2 separate regions of the Homo sapiens genome follow, and region 2 is linked to region 1. Evidence: read pairs that join two places in POLR2A ChIA-PET (ENCODE). Cell type or tissue: PC-9. All regions are shown on one strand. Each heading gives the region's core, and the rest is flanking DNA. Links, peaks and the distances in the headings are about the cores only. Region 1 holds the start of APH1B (aph-1B gamma-secretase subunit). Region 2 holds the start of CA12 (carbonic anhydrase 12).

The links. ChIA-PET counts read pairs that join two places held together with the same protein. Peaks named below come from ENCODE experiments on the same cell type or tissue, not always from the same donor. Only the 100,000 strongest peaks of a DNase experiment are listed, where the experiment ranks them.
Region 2: POLR2A ChIA-PET joins it to region 1 with 17 read pairs; 6 of 35 experiments call an interaction of 5 or more read pairs at or near these places.

Annotation. Positions count from the first base shown.
Region 1 is chr15:63,270,691-63,279,020 of GRCh38, reverse strand. APH1B (aph-1B gamma-secretase subunit) reads right to left here and starts at 1,416. Exons shown (of 6, transcript NM_031301.4): 1 at 1,285-1,416. The coding sequence starts at 1,397. It overlaps LOC124903504 (a long non-coding RNA gene), which reads right to left and starts at 3,915. Exons shown (of 2, transcript XR_007064674.1): 1 at 3,659-3,915; 2 at 2,169-3,003. RefSeq lists silencers at 1,110-1,389, 1,470-1,889. In PC-9, for the core only: no CTCF peak of the experiment used is centred there; no DNase peak of the experiment used is centred there; H3K4me3 peaks cover 1,971 bases.
Region 2 is chr15:63,376,046-63,384,375 of GRCh38, reverse strand. It overlaps CA12 (carbonic anhydrase 12), which reads left to right and starts at 2,530. Exons shown (of 11, transcript NM_001218.5): 1 at 2,530-2,740. The coding sequence starts at 2,656. RefSeq lists enhancers at 1,806-2,325, 2,326-2,846. In PC-9, for the core only: no CTCF peak of the experiment used is centred there; no DNase peak of the experiment used is centred there; H3K4me3 peaks cover 768 bases.

The DNA of each region.
Region 1 (8,330 bases), core at 1-8,000:
GTGATACTCTGATCAGTTGTTCTTAACGGTGCATTTTCCTTGGTGAGACAAACGTGTCCAAGAGGAAGGCTGAGGTTTCCCAACAATTACTTTTTTCAATGACCCTGCTACTTGCAAGTACATCTGCAGACTCTATCTGCCAAGGACTATCTAGCTAGAAACTTGGTTATTTGCTACTCTTTCTAATCAATGCTCTGCCCATTGATGAGCCAAAACAAGAAAATACACAACCCTGATTACTGCAATTTTCATATTCTTAAAACTTACAAGAAATTATGGATTTACTGATCAGATATCTGCAAAGATGAGTATCTTTTCCAGAAAAATATCTACATCTCTATTAATAAAGTGACTGGTATAAAATTCAACTTGAAAACCTGTGTTCTGATCTGGATCAGTATCCAAGCCCTCCAGGTCTTACAGCACCCCTGGGGATTCTAATGATTATAGCAAGCTTTACAGACCCTTCCCAAATCTCTATTATTTTTAAAATGACATGCAGCGAAGCACTTTCAATACGTTTGTGGGAGGTGAAGAAACGCAGAAAAGCGGGAATCATTGGCCTAGTCTGGTGCCAAGAGAGACTCATCAGAGGAGGGGGGATGTGGTATGTGCAAGTAAGAGGCAGGTGATGACTGCGATGGGACACCAGAGTCCGGTATTTACCAAGCTCCCAGAAGGAGACGCACAGTCAGGTGCTTCGGTGTTTTTACAGGTTTCCACCCTTCGGCTGCACAACGGAACCATCCAAAAGGAGCTTAAATTTTTTTTTTTTTTTCTGAAGCCCGAATCCCATCCCCTAGACATTCTGATTCAATGGATCGGGGTGGGGGTGGGCATCGGCATGTTTTAAAGCACCTGGCCACAGGTGATTCTAATAGGCGGAAGTCGCGCACTACTATCCTAAACGCCAATGGTTTTTAACCCTTTGGGGATTACACATGCCTTTGAGAATCTGAGGGAAATTAGGGACTCCCCCTCCAGAAAATGAAGGATGCATATATGAACTTATCCATAATTTTTTTATACAACTTTAGTAGCTTCACGGATCACTAAACCCCACCCATGAGCCCCAGGCAAAAGGCCCTGACCCCCAGTGTGCGCTTCTTCCTAAGAGGGCGAGGCGCCTTTGGGGAGCCGGATCTCCGCTCTCCCCCTCTCAACCCTCCTCCCGTCTGAAACGCAACAAGGTCGAGCCGCGCGGTGGGGGCGCCGAGGGTCGCGGGTAACCCCAGCGGGGGAGGGGAGCCCCGGCGTCCGGGTTTCCCGACGCGACCGCCTCACCCGGCGATGAGGAAGATGATACGCAACGGCTCGGTGGCGATGGTGAAGACATAAAGGGCGAGCGCAGGCCCGAAGGCAATGAAGGCGCAGCCGAAGAACACGGCCGCAGTCATGGCCACCGCGGAAACCGACCCGGGGGCCCGTTGGGGACGCGAGATGCTCCCGGCGCGGGCGGGGTTCGGTGGGTGGGGCTCGGGGTGGGGGGCTAAGCGGGACGCGGGGGGCGGGGCGCGGCTCATGGGCAGGCACGGGGACGGGGGCGGGGCTCGGGGGCGGGGCACGTGGGGGCGGGGGCGGGGCTCGGAGGCGGGGTACGTGGGTCGCGGGGCGAGGCGGGGCGTGGGGGTAAACGCTAGGGCCTGGGGGACTGGGCGGGGCGTGGGCTGAGGGCGCCGGGCGCAGGGGCGGGCTCAAGGCGGTGAGCGCGGACCCCACCGTTGGGCCCTCCGCCCTACCGGGTGTCCGGAAGCGCCAGGGCCACGCCGCAGCTCCTGCTCCCGAGGCGGGCGTCCTCGGCGACGTTAGGGCCCCAGCCATCGCCGCAGCCCCACAGATACACTCCGATCGGGTTCCAGTGCCGGCCGCGAGGTGGTTAAGAGAAGGGAAGCTCCCTAGCCCACCTTCGAGCCGCATGCACCGAGAACAGGCAGAGATTCCAAGTCAACCAAAGAGACTAAACAAAAATGTAGCGCAGGAACAAGCAGGATTCCTTTTTAAATAGGTTTTTTTTTTTTTTTAAGCACATTTTACCGTTTGGATAGTTGCGGGAACTTCGTACTCCATCCTGTATAAAACCTAGGCTGGGATAGCAGTGACCCCGGGGATAACCCACAGATGGTAAAATGATGAAAGAGTGGTGGAAGAAGCTGCCCTTCTCAGGGCTGTTTCAGCCAAATGGTTTTTATTTTTTTCCCAATTCTTCAAAAGGGTTGTTTTTGCAGGCATTCTGTGACCACCCTACAAGCAATAGTAACATCTCCCTGCTCCGTCTTCTCACAGTCGTCCATTTCACTTGCTTATTTTTCTTCCCCGTTAAAACGCGAACTCCTGGGGGACAGGGACTTTGCTTTGCTCTTTGTTGTTTCCTCAGCACCTAGAAGTTCACTAATATCTGTTCAATAAGTGAAATAATTTAAAAGGTGGAAGTTATAAACATCTATATTAACAATTTCTGAAAGGTTTAAAAATTAAAACTTAAGTTCTCTGATCATTCACATCCAAGTTAGATTTTTCTTTATGTTGAATAATACTTCGTCGGTTATTTTGATCAGTGTGCCTGACACAGGTAAGTGCTATGTAAGTATTAACCACTCCTACATAATGTCCATCATGAATAAAGATTTTGGCAATCCACATTTAAAAAAACACCAGTAGACAAATGTTGGGACCTGACAGATGTTTTGCAGCTCGCCCCTGAAAATGCACCTTCAAATAATACAACTGCAGGTATTTAATTCTTACAGAAAAACATTACCTTTGCCCATTTAAAAGTCATATATATTTCCATTCACTCCCACAGAATACTTCTTCAGATTCCAGTGATTGTATTTTGAATGGTCAGATCCCAGCACAATACCTATCAAAACTCGGGTCGAGACAACAGTTCAGAGTGATAGATCTGCTTTGTAAAGATATGGAAAATGAGCTTCCAGACTGGAGGTCCTCAGTGCAACGCAGGCATGAGATGGCAGTGGCCTGATTCAGGGAATTAGCAGGACTCTGGAGGGAAGCAGACAAATTTAATAGAAGTTTAGGAATTGTACAAACAGAATTTAGTGACTAATGAGCTACATAGAGTGAGATGGGGGAAGAGTCAAGGATGAGGGCTTCTAGAGGGTTCGGGCTTAAGTGGATGCTGTGGAGACAGGAGGAGGAGAGAATATGGCAAAGTAGACACGATAATGAGTACCATTTTGTTATTTTGTTGTTACTGTTTTGGAGACATAGTCTCACTCTGTCGCCCAGGCTGGAGTGCAGTGGTGTGATCTCAGCTCACTGCAACCTCTGCCTCCCGAGTTCAAGCAATTATCCTGCCTCAGCCTCCAGAGTAGCTGGGACTATAGGCACGCGCCACCATGCCTGGGTTATTTTCGTATTTTAGTAGAGACAGTGTGAACAATGTTGGCCAGGCCAGTCTCGAACTCCTGGCCTCAAGTGACTTGCCCACCTCGGCCTCCCAAAGTGCTGGGATTACAGGCATGAGCCACCGTGCCTGGCCTTCATTTTGGATGCCTTGAGACTGAGATACTTGTAGCACTCCAAATGGAGGTGTTCAGTAGGCAACTACATATACAGGATCAGGAGAGAAATGGACTGAACATCAGAGCTGAGACCAGAATACCTGAAGCCGTGAGAGTATATAGAATAGAATTACCTAGATAGCTAGTAAAGCCAGAACAAGGCCTATGTCAGAACACCAACATTAAAGGTATGAGGAGAAGAGGAACCTCATAAGAAACTGAAAAGGAGTGGCCAAGAGGGTAACAAGAAAACTGGGGGAATGTGGTGCTGTGGAAGCCAAGGGGAAAACATTTCAGAAAGAAGGGCTGTCGAGAGGTTAAGTAGCCATGCACAGTGGCTCACGCCTGTAATCCCAGCACTTTGGGAGGCTGAGGCAGGCGGATCACTTGAGGTCAGGAGTTTGAGACCAGCCTGGCCAACATGGTGAAACCCTGCCTCTACTAAAAATACAAAAATTAGCTGGGCGTGGTGGCAGACACCTGTAATCCCAGCTACTCAGGAGGCTGAGACAGAAGAATCACTTGAACCTGGGAGGCAGAGGTTGCAGTGAGCCAAGACTGCGCCACTGTACTCCAGCCTGGGCCACAGAGTGAGACTCCTCCATCTCAAAACAAACAAAAAACAAAACAACAACAACAACAACAAAAGCTACCAGTGAATTATGTCCACTGGATTTAGCCATACAGAGGTCATCAGTGACCCAGACATAGGGGTAAAAGGCAGTCTGTAAAATCTTCTCACATTAATGTGTGGTAAGAAAAAAAAGGAAAGAGGAAAAAATGGAGAAATTTAGCTTTAGAGGAGAGGAGACAGGACACCAGCTGAAGGAAGACAGGAAATGGAGGGATCCTCAGAGTACCCACCCAGTTTCCTTGGTAACGAGTGATGCAATTTCGATCCTGCTGTGATGCTGAAGGTCGGAGTGAAGTTACCAGCCCTATAAGAGTCAACCCTAGGACCCAGCTTTCAAGCAGCACTGGTTTTGTTGATGGTACAAGATGAGAGTCTTAACTACATTCTCTTAGAGTTTTTTCAACTTCAGCTTGCACACAATATTCACAAGTAAATTTTTTTAAAGGCAATGCAAGAGGAAGTGGCTGGGTACAGTGGCTCACGCCTGTAATCCCAGCACTTTGGGAGGCTGAGGTGGGCAGATCACTTGAGGTCAGGAGTTTGAGACCAGTCTAGCCAATATGGTGAAACCCCATCTCTACTAAAAATGCAAAAATTAACTGGGCGTGGTGGCATACACCTGTAGTCCCAGCTACTCAGGAGGCGAAGGCACTAGAATTGCTTGAACCCGGGAGGCAGAGGTTGCAGTGAGCCAAGATCATGCCACTGCACTCCAGCCTGGGTGACAGAGCGAGACTCCAACTCAAAAGTAAATAAGTAAATAAATAAGGGCAATGCAAGAGGAAGAAACCTTAAGAAACAAAAACGAGGGCAAATATTGGTCATAAGAAATCAGATAAAGAATTACTACCTAGTTTATACTAAGTGTCCATGTTTATAATGCCAAGTTGATTTAATTTATATTCCAAATTTATAAACCATAAAACTAAATACCTTCATTGAGATATCAGAGAGAAAATTGCAATGATGGTAGAGTATCAAATGATCTATGTTAGAGAAATTACCAGTGTTTTCTTAGAATTTTAGAGCTAGGAAAGGACATAGAGATTATCCAATATAATTTTTTTTAAAAGCAAACAGAGGATACAACAAGCCTAGAAAATACTCCATTACTGAGCAGCAGAACCCACTTGGAACCTGGAAGTCTTGATTTCTAGTTCAGGCCTCTTTTTGCTAGATCCAGCTGCCTCAGTTGAAGCCTGAGACATTTTGATAATTTATTGACTAATGTGACTACCTATTTGAAATATTTCCCTAAAATTTCATTGCAATATTTACTCATAAGGAACAAAAACTCATTTCATGTATTTAGCAGTTGCTATTCTTAACCACAGCAATTTCTGTTTTTCTTTCATGTCATCACCCAACTACTTTCACCTTAGGCGAATGTATATTTATTTATTTTAATTTATTATTTATTTATTTTATTTGCTATGGTGCATTCTCATATATCCCTGGAACTAATAACGGAACACCAATCTTGAGGGTTGGAATCATGAAGTGGGAGAGAAGGTTTACTGAATTTATCAATACCTAAACAACATTCTGGGTGATCTTATTAAAAGCAAATCCTTCTATACTTAATAAAGATTAATATAGTGTAAGATACAACACAGATTAAGATAGTATAAGGCAGTGGTCCCCAACCTTTTTGGTAGCAGGGACTGGTTTCGTGGAAGACAATTTTTCCATGGACTGTGGGTTGGGGTGATGGGGATGGTTTCAGGATGAAACTGTTCCACCTCAGATCATCAGGCATTAGATTCTCATAAGGAGCACAAAACCTAGATCCCTCACATGCACAATTCATGATAGGTTTCACACTCCTATGAGAATCTAATGCCGCCATTGATCTGGCAGGAGGCAGAGTTCAGGCAGTAATGCTTACTGGCCTGCCGCTCACCTCCTGCTGTGTGGCCCAGTACCTATCCATGTCCCCAGAACTGGGGACCCCTGTAAGGTATTTAACAAAGATTAAAAGATAAGAACCAGAATAAAGAGCATATAAGGCCAAGGTGGGAGGATTGCTTGAGCCCAGGACTTCAAGACCAGCCTAGGCAACATGGTGAAACCCCATTTCTACAAAAAATACAAAAATCAGGCCAGGCGCAGTGACTCATACCTGTAATCCCAGCACTTTGGGAGGCTAAGGCAGGCAGATCACCTGAGGTCAGGAGTTTGAGACCAGCCTGGCCAACATGGGGAAAACCCATCTACTAAAAATACAAAAATTGGCTGGACATGGTGGTTCACGCCTGTAATCCCAGCACTTGGGGAGGCTGAGGTGAGCGGACTGCCTGAGCTCATGAGTTCGCAACCAGCCTGCGCAACATGGTGAAACCGCGTCTCTACTAAAATACAAAAAATTAGCTGGGCGTGGTGGCAGGCACCTGTAGTCCCAGCTACTCCGGAGGCTGGGGAGGAGAATCTCTTGAACCCAGGAGGTGGAGGTGGCAGTGAGCCGAGATCACGCCACTGCACTCTGGCCTGGGCAACAGAGCGAGACTCCGTCTCAAAAACAAAAACAAAAAACAAAACCAAGAAACAAAAAAGTTAGCCGGCCCTGGTGGCACACGCTTGTAATCCCAGCTACTCAGGAGGCTGAGGCAGGAGAACAGTTTGAACCTGGAAGGTGGAGGTTGCAGTGAGCCAAGATCGTGCCACTGCACTCCAGCCTGGGCGACAAAGCAAATCTCTGTCTCAAAAAAAAAAAAAAAAAAAATTAGCCAGGCGTGATGGCCCACGCCTATAGTCCCAACTACTCATGAGGCTGCGGTGGGAGGATTGCTTGAGCCCAGGAGGTCGAGGCTGCAGTGAGCTAAGATTGCACCACTGCACTTCAGCCTGGATGACAGAGTGAAACTGTCTGAAAGTAAATGGAGAACAAAACTTCTAAATTACACTTAGCTCCCAAATTACACTTCACTTACTTCATGGGCAAGTTAATTTTGATGATGACTGAAGTACTGATTCTCTCATTTATGTATTATTATTTTGACACAGAATCTCACTTCAGTCGCCCAGGCTGGAGTGCAGTGGCACTATCACAGCTCACTGCAGCCTAACCTCCTGGGCACAAGCGATCCTCCCACTTCAGCCTCCTGAGTAGCTGGGACTACGGGTGCGTGCCACCGCACCTGGATAATTTTTGTATTTTTTTGTAGAGACAGGGTTTTTCCATGTTGCCCAGGCTGGTCTCCAACACCTGAGCTCAAGTGATCCACCTGCCTCAGCCTCCCGGAGTTTTGGGATTACAGGCATGAGCCACTGTGCCAGGCGATTCTTTCATTTATTAAACACCTACCATGTGCCAAGCCCCTTACTGGGTATGGTAGATACAAAAACTAAAGACACAACTCCCACCCTTCAGGAGCCTAGAGTCTATCTAGTAGAGAAGGAAAGTAAATAGTCAACTCAAATCCATGTGGTGAGTGACACTTGGGGCATACACAGAGGCTTCTAAGCAGAGGGGGGGTTGTAGCTAAAATCTTGCCAGAGAAACCCTCAGTGAGTCTTTTTTTTTTTTTTTTTTGAGACAGAGTGTCGCTCTGTTGCCCAGGCTGGGTGCAGTGGCATGATCTTGGCTCACTGCAAACTCCACCTCCTGGGTTCAAGTGATTCTCCTGCCTCAGCCTCTTCAGTAGCTAGGATTACAGGCGCCCACCACCATGCCTGGCTATTTTTGTATTTTTGGTAGAGATGGGGTTTCACCATGTTGGCCAGGCTGGTCTCGAACTCCTGACCTCAAATGATCTGCCCGCCTCGGCCTCCCAAAGTGCTGGGATTATAGGCATGAGCCACCATGCCCTGCCCCTCAGTGAGTCTTGAAAGTAAGCGGAGGCCAGCCAAGTAAAGAAGCAGAAGTCGGCAGAAGGAGCAATGTAAGCAAAGGAATAAAATGATATGATGTGCTGGGGAACTGCAATTACTCATGAGGTTCAAAGGAAGAGTATGAGTTAAGGCATGACGAGATTTAAGGCTGGAGAGAAAGATGTGGGGATGGCAAAGGACTTTGTTTGCCATGCAAAGGAGTTTTTATCCCAAGGTTAGGCAGTACCACTAAAGCATTATATGTAGCGGGGACAGGATAAGATGCCACCTGTAAAACTCAGCACTGTGAAAACTGGATTGGAGGAAAATAAAATTAGAGGTGGGGAGACTGATTTGGAGAG
Region 2 (8,330 bases), core at 108-8,107, 110 kb before region 1:
TGAGGGGAACCCAGCAAGGCCTGTCCGTTCCAATTCTTCTTGACCTCTCTGTGTAGCATTGCTTTCTCCTGGGTATGGGGCAGGACCCCTCTCGAATGAGGGTCTTTAAAGGAGAAGGGAGAGGGGAGAGAGTGATGTTTCTAGATTTTATGGCTTGCTGTGGAGGAGAGGGGCTCTACTTTCTATGACCTGCCTGGGGAAGAGGGATTCTGGTTTCTATGATTCACTTAGCGGGAGAAGAAGGGGCAGGAGACAGGAGGATGGGAGAAGGTCAGAGAGACCTTGTTTCTGAGGCCTTTTCAGTTTCCTTCAGTTCAAAGTACTCAGCATGCCAAGGTGCCATACTTTGGGGTATCATGTTCTAAGCCCCCCAAAAAAGTGCCTGACACACAACGGGTGCTCAGTAAATAATGTAAGTCCCTTTCTTCTGCTGCCACCCCAAAAGAGGGACCCTCTCTCCCAGCTTCCTAGTGAGGATGGAATGATGTATTGAACCAGCATGAGTCCCATCTACTTACCCGTTACTAAGGGGAATTGTGATAAGCTCTTCATGTGTACCCCACTGTGCTGTTCTCCTATTCTCAGTTCATCTCTTTGCATCTCAACTTGGAAGGTAAGAACTTAATCAGGATGCACTGAACAATTGGCAGAAACTCATGTGAATGTAACTATCTTGTCCAGTTCCTTAACCTGTGCTAAGTCCAGGCAGGCACCTGAAGAAAAAAAAAAAAAAGCATGAAGGAGGCTTTTGCCCAAATGGCACTATACTTGGGGGATTCTGAGTAGGGCTGAAACAGCCTTTGCAAAAATTATAACTGAGGAAATTATGGCAGTGACAAAGATCAGACCTAAATGACTCAGTCTTTCTTCTAACTTTCATGCTGTCCTTATTCATTCCTGGGCATAGGCCAAACTAACCTTAGAAAGGAATTCAGTTTATGGTTTGACTCAGAAACAAAATCAATAATAGCCCTTTCCCGAAAAGACCCCCTTCTTGCCTGGGTGCCAGTCTGCCTTTGTACGATTAATCTATTAGTTACAACATTAGAAATTATGGTTTAGGGGTCCTGCGGCGTCAGGCTGCAAGAGTCTGAACCTTCCCAAGTTGCTGCTGGGGATAACATCGCTATTGTAAAATCTAACATCCTATTTTGCAGACCCTGCACTGGATGGATCAGCTGACACCACTCAGACCGTGTGTGATCTGGCTCAACCAGTTCTGCGATCCCACCCAGGAACAGAAGACTGCAAGAAAACGTTACTTCAACCCCCCTGTGATCCCATCTGCAACCTGACCAATCAGCACTCCCCAAGTCCCAAGCCCCTATCTGCCAAATTATCTTTAAAAACTCCCAGAGGCAGGGTGCAGTGGTTCAACGCCTGTAATCCCAGCACTTTAGGTGGATCACGAGATCAAGAGATCAAGACCAGCCTGGCCAACATGGTGAAACCCCGTCTCTACTAAAAATACAAAAATTAGCTGGGTGTGGCGGCGCGTGCCTGTAATCCCAGCTACCCAGGAGGCTGAGGCAGGAGAATCGCTTGAACCCGTGAGGCAGAGGTTGCAGTGAGCCAAGACCATGCCACTGCATTTCAGCCTGGGCGACAGAGGGAGACTCCGTCTGAACAAACAAACAAACAAACAACTCCCGGAATGCTTGGGGAGACTGATTTGAGTACTGGAATCCCAGTACTTTAGGAGGCCAAGGTAGGTGGATCATTTGAGGTCAGGAGTTCCAGACCAGCCTGGCCAACATGGTGAAACCCCGTCTCTACTAAAATTAGAAAAATTAGCCGGGTGTGGTGGTGGGCGCCTGTAATCCCAGCACTTTGGGAAGCCAAGGCAGGTGAATTATCTGAGGTCGGGAGTTTAAGGCCAGCCTTAAACTGGCGAAACCCCGCCTCTACTAAAAATACAAAAATTATCTGGGCATGGTGGCATGTGCCTGTAATCCCAGCTACTCGGGAGGCTGAGGCAGGAGAATCGCTTGAACCCGGGAGGCGGAGGTTGCAGTGAGCCGAGATCACGCTATTGCACTCCGGCCTGGGCAACAGAGCGAGACTCCGTCTCAAACAAACAAACAAAGGAACGAAAACCTCCGGTCTCCGGCACGGCAAGCTCTGCGTGAATTACTTTCTCCATTGCAACTCCCCTGTCTTGATAAATGGGCTCTGTCTAAGCAGCGGGCAAGGTGAACTCGTTGGGCTGTTACAGGACCAGTGACAGACCAAGGGCATGCCACTGAAGGAATCCCTAGACGCACCCTTCTGGATGTGAGACAGGCGGATCTCACCCACGCCTGCCAGCAGCTCCTCGGAGAACTGTGTTCCTGGGTCAGCCCTGGCCCAGAGGAGCGCCGGGGACCCGCAGAGTGCTGCTGAAGTCAAGGCTACAACTCACCTAGGATCTGGGGCGCCAGCCCTCCGGTGGGCAGGGCGTTCTCCTCCCCCACCCCCTCCCCGCACGATGACATCAAGTGTTTGGCGTTGAGTTGCTCCATAAAAGCTGCCCGGGGAAGCCAGGAGAGCGAAGGGCGGACGTACTCGCCACGGCACCCAGGCTGCGCGCACGCGGTCCCGGTGTGCAGCTGGAGAGCGAGCGGCCACCGGGAGCCCCCGGCACAGCCCGCGCCCGCCCCGCAGGAGCCCGCGAAGATGCCCCGGCGCAGCCTGCACGCGGCGGCCGTGCTCCTGCTGGTGATCTTAAAGGAACAGCCTTCCAGCCCGGCCCCAGTGAACGGTAAAGTTTCCGCCTGCTTCTTTCCTAACACTCCTGAGCGCTCAGCCGCCCCTGGGCTGAAGGCTCTTCAATGATAAAGTAAAATCATTGCTGCGGGGAGCAGGGAAGGTGTAGTACCAAATAGTAGATTCTCAAGAAAGGATGCTCCGTTTTCCTTTGCTGAGGTTGGGTCGGGAAGCACGTTGCTTTCTAGTGGCGCTTGGCGCAGATTTGGTGTTAAAATGTTTGCGTGTACTCCCGGGCACCGCCAGCTCTGAAGATGTGGCTTGGGAACTTGCTAACCAGGGAGGAGATGCAAAGCCAAGATTTAAAACAGCGTTCCCCTGATCCACGTTTAGAAAGTAGAGACATGACTGTGGCATTCTGATTGGGGTAAGCACAGAGAAAGGTTTGCTGTGCCCCTGTGCAGAACCCGCAGACAGTGGTAGGCGCTTTTCTTTGGAGGAGAGGATCTTTACCATTAAGTCTTACCTACAAGTCAAAGGGATGATGCATCCCATTCTTAATCATTGTTTTTCTCCAGGAGGGCTCTACTATGCTGAATGTACGTGTGTGTGCACGTACACACACACACGCACGCGCGCACGCACACAAACCACACACACACACACACACACACACACAGCATATTTCTGATTGTAATTAGAACACTAAATCCCAAAAGGCTGGAGGCTGAGGGACTGAATGGAGGCTCCGTGGAGTGACAGGAGGAGGTGGCAGAGGGGACCTGAACTGTGGGCTCACGCCGGGCCAGTGAGCTAACACGTGTACAGCCAAGGCTGGTTCATTAATCTTTTGGAATAAGAAAGTGATTTTGGACCGAAAGTGATTTTACTGGCTGAAACTAGATTCTTCCTGGCGAGGCAGTGGTGGTGGGAAATGTGTCCTGCTCAGCAGCATAAAAGCTCTGAGCCTCCTCTCTTGGAGGTCACAGTGCCCATGGGGAAGGGCAGGGGAGCCAGGCTGTGGATAACTCTTAATTAAATTCCAGTCAACTAGCTGGCATGATGTGCTTGATATTATCTCCCTCATCTGGTCAGGGAGAAACAGAAGCGATGTAACAGAAGTTGGGAGAAAGGAGCGATGTAAAAGTGAAAATCAAGTTTTAAAACCACAAACTTTACATGTTTCCTTTTACGAAAGCTGCACTGAGACCAAAGTTTCCCTGGAAATCTCTTTAGTCCTAAGTTGCTCCAAGACCAAAGGGAGAAACAGCCATTAGTTGGCCCTCTTTCCTATAGCTGGTTGCTCCTCTCACTCTGGGGCAGCTCTGCCTCCCTTCTCTCTCTTTTCCTGCCCTTCCCTGTTCTCTTCCCTCCCTCCCCTTCCTTTCTTCCCTACTTTCCCTGCTCTTCCTCTTCCCTCTCCCTTTCCCTCCTCCTTATCTCCTCTCCCAATTCTCCAAGTTGGGACTGGGGAAGTTTGTAGTCAAAACTCCACTTTCGCCTCACTCTGAGGAAGGAGACTGCCTACCCCTGGGTAGAGCACAGCTTTTATTCTGTAAATTCTCATGCAGTTTCCTTGGGTTTTTAACTGCCTTAGAGGACAGGTCAAAGCAAAAATCACTGAGGTGTAGAATGTCAGCATGAACCCAAAGTTGGAGGTGGAGAGGAGTTAAGCTGAGTAATGGGGTCAAAGTGTGATCTGCTCTCTGCCTGGTGCATTTAAACTTCCAGCATTGGAGAATGTTCAAGAACAATGTCAGGGGCCCAGGAGGGAGCATAATAATGTGAAGTCAAGTGTCTTCTGGAGAAACCCTTGGAATTCTTAGTTGCCGTGGCTTTGGGGGGCATTTCAGTGAATTCTGCAGAGCTTGCCCTGCCCAAACCTGGTGTGGAGAGCCAGGCAGTCTTGGGCTACCCAGGAGATGGTTACTCAGGGAAAGTTCTAGCACCCAGCACAGGAAGCAGGCAGGGCCCAGGACCTCTGATATGGATCTTGGTAAATACCATTTTCTCTGGGCATTCCCTCCAGGGGAACCTCCCTGCCCAGTACCAGCTGGGTCTGCAGGTTCTAACAGGTTTCAGGCTGAGCCTCCCAGGTTTCCCAGATGGAACAGATAACCTTCCTTGGGAAGGAAACTATTCCCCTCCAGGAAGGGCCTGCTCCCTCAGGATGCCACTGAGGCCTTGGCCTGGCCTCGCTTGTGGAATCAGTTTAATCCTTTTAAGCCTTCTGTTCTTACAGCTAGAAGTGGGGAACCAGGGGGTGCAATTCCTGAATAAAGCACACTTTCGTGCGCGTGCACACACACACACGCACACATACACACACTTTTAGAGAGACTTCCTGAGGTCAGAGCTGAGCTGGGGCCCTGATCCTCACCCGATGAACCCCCTTGACTCACCATCCTCACTTACAACGCCGCTTCTCCCCAGCCCTCCAGCTCCTGAGCCCCTCCAGACACTGCCATTTATACCCAAAGTGCCGAGTCTGGAGTCCCAAGCCAGCTCACTCACAGAGAGGAGGGCAGGGAATGTTGCTCTGGAGGCTGCTGCCTTTCAACAAGTCCCCAGTCCTATGTCACCACCGCGACCTCACAGTCCCAGATGTCCACTCTATGACTTTTAGCCCTGAGCTTTCCAGAGTGTGATGCTGAGGCCTCATCTGAGGATGAGAACTCCAACAACAGGGAAAACCTTGATTAGCGAGCCCTGGGAGGGTAGCAGAAGATGTAGGGTATAAGGCTATGATTTGAATGTGAGCAGGTACAATGCAAACTGCTGGCAAGGCAGCAGTGCTCAGGCAGCAGATGTGTTTCTAGTGGCCTCCAGGATCACTGGAGTGGCCTGTGCCTCCTCAGGGGAAAAGTAAGGGTGAACTCCTCTGTTATTTGTGGAATTTTACATCCTGGGCCTCCAACTGTTCTGCCTGCTAAGAGGTAATGATCTGGCTTATTATATCTCTAAGGTCTGGGATTACATCTTAATAATGAACCTCTCACACAAAAGACTGAAGAAAATGTCCAGAAGAGGTTTTATGTCTTCTATAGCTTGGTTTGAAAGCAATGCTTTCTTTATTTTTTTTCATTGTTGTTTCAGCAAAGGGGTGAGCAGTAAACTTGGGGGTCACATACAAGTTTGGTTTCCCCGTGGTTCTGAATGTCTAATTACTAATTCAAGGGAGGTTGATCTTGGGACCCTCAACTCTCAATGCACCCATAGCTGGTTTCAGGGGAGTCTGTGGACCTTCTGAAATGACTTGTATATAAAACTTTATGTGTCTAAGCTTAGGGAAATTTTTTTTTTGAGACAGAGTCTCGCTCTGTCACCCATTCTGGAGTGCAATGGCACAATCTCAGCTCACTGCAACCTCCGCCTCCCGGGTTCAAGCAATTCTCCTGCCTCAGCCTCCCCAGCAGCTGGGATTACAGGCACCCGCCACCACGCCTGCCTAATTTTTGTATTTTTAGTAGAGACAGGGTTTCACCATGTTGGCCAGGCTGGTCTCGAACTCCTGACCTCAGGCGATCTGCCTGTCTTGGTCTTCCAAAGTGCTGGGATTACAGGGGTGAGCCACCGTACCCAGCCAGCTTAGGGAAATTTTTACTGGGAGAGGTCCATAATACTCATCGGATACTCCAGGGGGTCTGGACTCCTCCACTTAACTACTCCAAAGATTGAGGAGACTTGAAGATTCCCTAAGTTCATGGCACTAATGCTAAATTAATGGTAAATGCGGTGGGACTCCTTCCAGTGGGAATATGATATTGGTCAGGACACTTCACCTTGGTGGACTTTCATTTCCTCACCTACAAAAGGAGGAGATGGGCTATGAGTGTAAGAAAGAGATCTGAACTCTTCTCTTCCAGGGTGGGATGTCAATAAATAATGCCTAAACATAAAACAATCAAGGTAAAACAATATTAGCATGTTATATAGAGATATGGAGATAATAGCAAAAGAATCATTTTAAAAAGATCCAAAGTGGTTGCTCTAGGGAGCAGTACATGGTTAGGGAATGTCAGGGAACTGAGGTTTTTGTTACACAGCTTTGTAGAACCATCTGACTTTCTAAACCACGTGCAAGTGTAATTTGATAAAAATTACCAATTACATTGGAAAATTAAAAACAAAATTAATTACAAACACTGAGGCAAAGAAATGGAACAGAATAACAAAAAATATGAGATTAAACCGGCTTTTTTTTAAAAAAAAAGCCAAGTTCACTTTTTAACTTTTAAAAAACACAATTTCCTTAAGTAGGAAATGCCAGGAGTGATAAGTGACCAGATTGCTTGTCACTTAAGTTTTACTGCAAACTAATTCCCACGAGAGAAAGGGGATGTGAGGTGCTTCCCCACAAGGGTACGCTTTTCCATCTGTACCCTTGTGGGTCGAGAACCACGGAGACCCTGGGAAAAGTTGGGAGGCAGGGATTTAGGAGTTGCACAGTCCCCTCATTGGATGAGTCACCTGAGACACACAGTGGGATGCTTCTCTACTCAGGGTCCCTTCCTCGGAGGTGAAGAGGAAGGCCGGCAGGCAGGGTCACAAGAGCACAGCTCTGCACTTGTGAAAAAGACCTTTTTTGACATAGGAACGAAGAACATTTATGCATGAAGAGTGTGGAGTGCGAAGTAGTGGGTGACTTTTGTTCTCTTTCTGGCAGAACTTTGCCTACACATTCCTACTACCCCTGGAATTCTAACTCAGATGTGGGTAGCAGCTTCCTCAAAGAGAAACTTTTTCCCAGCTGGGTGCTGTGGCTCACACCTGTAATCCCAGCCCTTTGGGAGGCTGGAGTGGGCAGATCGCTTGAGCCCAGGAGTTTGAGATCAGCCTGGGCAACATGGTGAAACTCCATCTCTGTGAAAAATACAAAAATTAGCCAGGTGTGGTGGTGCGCGCCTGTAATCCCAGCTACTAGGGAGGCTGAGGTGGGAGGATTGCTTGAGCCCAGGAGGTTGAGGCTGCAGTGAGCTGCGATCACACCACTGTACTCCAGTGACAGAGTGAGACCCTGTCTCACAAAAAGAAAGAGAAAGAGAGAAAGAAAAAGAAAAAGAAGAAAGAGAGAGAGCGAGAGAGAGAGAAAGAAAGAAAGAAAGAAAGAAAGAAAGAAAGAAAGAAAGAAAGGAAAGAAAGAGAGTGGGAGGGGAGAGACAGAGAGAGAGAGAAAATGTAAAGTGGGAAAAAGCAAGACACAGAACACTATTTCCAGTATGCCAATGTTTGTGTGAGGAGAAAGAGGGAGATCAATGCATATGTGTGTGTAGCCATGCCATGAAAGGGCTCCCAATCATCAGCTAACCTCCTTGTCTAATGGAAGCAGGGAAGGTAGAGTGGGAAGAAGAGCTTCTACTGTATATACCATTTGATGGCTTTTGGGTTTTGAGCCACATGAAATTATTGCCTATTCAGGTAATAAAGTTTAGCTTCTCTAAGATGTCTGGAAGGCACCTGCTCAAGAACCCCCTCCTGCTTCCATGAGCCTCTGCATGAACCAACTGCCTGTGCTGCTGACTGGAGCACAGTTGCCCTGAGAAGCTGCTGTTCTGATGCAGACTCAGAAAAAGTTTCAATTTGGCCGGGCATGGTGGCTCACGCCTATAATCCCAGCACTTTGGGAGACCAAGGCAGGCGGATCA